2 separate regions of the Homo sapiens genome follow, and region 1 is linked to region 2. A link is a loop called in an ENCODE intact Hi-C map of the cell type or tissue named here. Cell type or tissue: psoas muscle. All regions are shown on one strand.

What was found. Hi-C counts contacts between places; a loop is a spot of excess contacts. Peaks named below come from ENCODE experiments on the same cell type or tissue, not always from the same donor. Only the 100,000 strongest peaks of a DNase experiment are listed, where the experiment ranks them.
Region 1: it touches region 2 in a loop (3-fold over the local background); 5 of 110 quality-filtered maps call a loop at or near these places.

The regions. Positions count from the first base shown.
Region 1 is chr3:189,259,814-189,262,313 of GRCh38, forward strand. The region is part of intron 4 of TPRG1 (tumor protein p63 regulated 1); the gene reads left to right. Among named protein-coding and RNA genes, the nearest start is that of TPRG1-AS2, 20 kb to the left of the region's middle. In psoas muscle, no CTCF peak of the experiment used is centred here; a DNase peak (open chromatin) is centred at 1,188; H3K27ac peaks cover 2,500 bases.
Region 2 is chr3:189,620,919-189,623,418 of GRCh38, forward strand. It overlaps a transcript of TP63 not described here. Among named protein-coding and RNA genes, the nearest start is that of TP63, 9.2 kb to the right of the region's middle. In psoas muscle, no CTCF peak of the experiment used is centred here; a DNase peak (open chromatin) is centred at 1,233; H3K4me3 peaks cover 656 bases; H3K27ac peaks cover 2,371 bases.

The DNA.
Region 1 (2,500 bases), 360 kb before region 2:
AATTCTGAGTGGTTGAGTGACTTGTATGCAATCGTGGAAACAGATGATGGTAGCATCTGAAACATGAAATTCTCTGATTTCACCTCCTCCTCTGCCTTTGTCATGTGCCTAATTCTTACTTGTTCTCAAATGCATTGTAATTTTTGATGGTCACTAAGCCCCATTTCTTTCCCCATATTCTCATCTGAACTCTAATGAGGAGATAGAATATAGACAGTTTAAGGCTTAAAGACCTTGTTCTGAAGTCGGGCTGACAGGGAGTCAATCCAGATTTCCCTCTGGGTGACCTGGAGCAAGTTACTTAACAATCCATGCGTCGGTCTTCCCATTTGTAAACTGGAGGGAGGAGGGGAGGGTTGGATAATAGTATCTCTCTTATTGGTCTGTGTTGAGGGTTCCATGAGATAATATGGGTAAAATGCTTAGAAGAACATTTGGTATATAGTAAGCATTTGAATTACGCAAGCATCTTTAATAGTTTTGGTAGAAAGACCTTGGTTTAGGATTCAGGGACCTGGGTCCTGATACATTTTCCTGATATAAGTCCCCTCCCCTTGCTGAATCTCCTCTTGCTAAATTTCTAAAATCTCTAATTTTTCTTTGTATTGAATCCTATACCCTTGTAGTACTATATTAGTGTAGCAATTTTCCAAAAGCCATTCATCTTAGAGGGCTAAATGATTTTACCTTATCAATTCCTCCTGTGAAAAAATATCTCTAAAGAGGTTTTCTGCTGGAAAATATTGTTGCTGTCACATTGATATGCCAACAAAAGCTAAGCAGGGAGGTCAGGCCAAGAAATATCTCCCTGCAAGAGAAGGCATCGCACATGTATCTCTCCATGCTATTTAAATTTGCATTCTGCAACATAGAAGGGATAGGCCATGCTGCAGAAGCCAGGTCCAGGAAACTGCTTTCTTTGGCCTTTACACATCCTTTTGGAGAGATGCTGGTGAAAGCAGCAACTACCATCTGCCTCCTGTTGACTTAGTGTCAGCAGGTGGAGGGAGGAAGGAGGGCATCGCAGACATCATTCTATTATCTCAACCTTGCTTTCTCGGATCCAAAGGCCAAGAAGTTGCTGCTCCATGCCCTCAGAGCTCTAATTTGGCACCTCTTCCTGAAATGAGAGCTTGAAAGGGCTTCTGCTCTGGGTGAAACCGGCTCGTGGCCCGGGCCAATTCTGCTGGCTTCGCGTCTGTCAGTGTGTCCTAATCACTGTTATAAGTGTGGTTCTGCGGAACATCTTGTAAAATATTTTCCTATTGCTCCAGCAACATCTCCTGTCTAGACAATCTAATTATGAACACAGAGCAAATAGCTGAAGTGTATGCCGCCCCCAAGGGTTGCATAACTCCAGGAATGGGGCTAGGAAGACAGGGGAGGGAGGTGTGTGTGATGTTCATTACTTTTTTGTTGACCTGACCAGAAAATTGAGTGCTCCAAAAGAATCTGGCTAACTTTTAATTAAGAAGAAATGATCTGGTGGAAGCTGGCATTTTGTTGTTTTTCCAAAGTCAGTGGAGGATTAAAGGTACTGATGTGTTTCCCTCTAATCACGTCTTTTTCTTGGCTTCAGAGGTGGTTTGTGGTCTTTGCTTAAAAAAAAAAAAAGAAAAAAGCCATTGACTTAATAATCTGCCCTCCCAGCAGCATTTTGCAAACAGAAGGCAGCTCTTTTAACTGTATGTTCTTTCTAAGCAGTAATTTGATTACATTCAGAAAGTCCTTCCTAGGCTTGGCCATGTGGCAGCCATTGTGTACGACAGAGTGGCAAGACATAGCCTCTGCCACCAAGATGTTCACAGTCTCAATGCGATGCAAACGTATGCACACACATGCTTTAGCCCAAAGCAGGCTTTGGTTAGGGCTCCAGCAGAAAACCAACAGTGTCATGGGCACAGGAGAGGGAGAAAGAATTGCTACTGGGAGATATGGGAAGGTCTTAGGAAGAAGGTAGAATCTGAGGAGTTTATTACGGGATGAGCCAAACTTGGACAGAGAAATAGAGAAAGCAGGACAAGGGCAAGCATAAGCTAATGCCCAACTAGTGTGCTCATGTGAAGTCTCCCAGTTGTCTGGGCCCCAACTGTTGGGAAAATATGGTGAAAGTTTCTAAATGGTTTTGAATGATGGTATGAGGAGTTTGGGTTTCAGTCATATTAGGATATGAGATTATTGAAGGTTTTTGGGGAGGAGCCTGAAATGATTGACATTTTGCCTCAAAAAGATAAGAATGGTGACAATATAAGAGATAGTTTGGAGAAAAGAGAAGCTGGACAAAAGGGCCAGCTAAGGGAGAAATTCTGTCATAGTAGAGTTGGGAAATTCTAAGGATTTGAACTGGGCCAGTGGTTGGGAAAAAGAGAGCATGGGTCTGAGAAGACTTGGTATAAGTATAAGTATAAGTATAAGTATAAGTATAAGTATAAGTATAAGTATAAGACTTGGTAGAAGTATATGAAGTATACGTCTTTGAAATGACTGGATTGGGTTTTTT
Region 2 (2,500 bases):
CATTCTCTTAGCTTTCATTCATCTTGGCATAATATTTTTCACTCATCTATTACGCACACCTTTGAAAGAAAATGGCTTTCACCTGTATAGTTTTTATAGGGTAGAACCATCTAAGACACTTTCTTTCATGTACATTTATCCCATGACTAAAGCTTCTCCAGGAAAGTATTTGTAATGGTTATTTCTTGTAGGTTAATACAAAAATGATGCCCATTGACTGTGCAAAATTTGAAAACTACAGAAAAGTATAAAGAAGAAAATATTCTTTTCACTCCATAATTCAGAAATAATTACAATTAGGAGCTTATGAATTTTCTTTCTTTTCCTTTGCCTTTGTGATATGGAAAATCTACATTTTCCATACCATGGAAATACACTGCATAGATTGCTTTGCTTCTTCTATTAGATGATTTATTTTTGGTTTTAAAAATAATTTTTTACCTTGATTATGTAGAAGACATTAGTAAGAAAAGAAGAAAATTAGAGAATAAACTTGACCAATAAATATTCTCTGTATATACATACATATATATACACACATACACACATGCATACTTATATACATATTTATTATACATGTTACACTATAGTATATTTTATATATAGAGAGAAATATACACATATGAATATAAGTAAATATGTACATTATGTGCAATATATACATATACACATATACACATAAATGTGCATATATGCATACATATCTATATAAATATTATCACTCTATATTTATTCTCTCTCTTCTCATATTTCCCTCTCTATGTATACTCAGGGTCTTGATCTGGAAAAGAAGGATTTTTTTTTACTTTGAAAATATTTGTTGCAATTATTATAACAATACTAATGGTAATTCAGTTCCATGGGGAAAATTATTTATACTATTCAGAAGTAGAATATAAGAGATAACTGAAGAAGAATTCAGATGGATTAAATAAATCAGTAGCAGAGCAACAGAATAATGTACTAACTAACCAAAGACAGTGAAGGTTAGTTGTGTTTTCAGACTGAGGCTATTCCTGCAAGGTAGCACTTTAAATTTACCTCGTAGAAACTTGACACAGAGATGTTGCTGTAAACAAGACCTACTCAGGGGTCACCCCGTGGGGATTCCCCTGTAAAGATGCCCTGAGAATCATGTCCATCCCACAGAAGCATTTGATCAGTGCATCCACCCCCACATGCTTAAACGGTGCGCACGCCCCAGATTTCAAAATAAGCAGAGTTAACATTCTTGACTCCTGGCCCAAATGTGGATGCCCGCCATGAGCTCATGCCTTCCTTTGTGGGCTGGCATTCGCAGGGCTTATGTTATCCTGCTAACTGGACCAGGAAAGAGACACTGAGGGACATGTGCTGGAAACCATGCATACGTAGGACTCTGAGATTTTTGACTGCGCACAAATGTATTATGAATCTTTTTGAGAGTCAAAAGCAAAAATGTGGTCATAAATGTCAGGGAAATGGGTTAATTTGAGATCAGATCCTGGCTCTACCACTATCTGGCTGAATGATTAATGCAGAGTCACCAACTATCTCTTCCTGTGTGAAATGCAGTTAACCTAACTTGGCTATTTCCTAGGGTTTTTAGTAGTTATCTAAATAGGTAATGGACATAAAATATTTAGTAAGTGGCAAGCTGTATAAAAATTCTGGTTTTGAAGATGCAATATAAAGAGGAGAGATCTTTGTTTTATTTATCTTTATTTTCCTAAATCCCGTCTCAACACCAGGCATACCATAGGCATTTAATTAATGTTATTTCATTGAGTGGATGAATTGGGTTTGGGAGTTAGAGCTGGGTCCATTACAGGCCACAGCGGCTGATGGTTATTTCATCGTGTGATTGTAAGTTTGTTTCTTAAGCCGTCTGAGTCTTAGCTTCCTCACACATGAAATGGAGGTAATGACACCACTTGTTCTAGCCATCTACTTCGCATGACAGTTGAGATGTTGCAATGAGATACTGTCTGTGAAAGTGTTCTGTACGATAAACCACGATACAAAGCCTTGTTATTTTTAAGTCATTCTGATTTCTAAGATTTTTTTTCTAAGTAAATGATCTCTAAATTTCTTTTTAACTTTCAGTATGGCTAATTTTCAAAAAGAGAAATTGATAAATGTCTCTCTAGCCCCTCTTTTGTGAGCTGTGTTCCCTAGGTAAACACTATATTTCAAGAAGCTACACCCCCAAAAGAAATCATTTTGCCATAGGCTTTGAAATATACACATTGGGCTTTTGTTTCCTTGTCTCAATTGCATCTCCTTGCCTTCCAGAAATTGTGGCTTTTATGACTTCCTGATGATCAGTACCAAATCAACAAGGCACAAATTTGTGAATCTATGTCTGAAAGAGAGGTTCAGCAACAGCTGTCTTATGGGCTCAAACTAACCAAGGGAAGGTAAATAAGAATGCTTCATTTTATTATCTCCCACCTACACACATGCTTCATGAATACTGTAAACATATTCTTATTGCATCAGTCTTCATCAGGTTACCAGA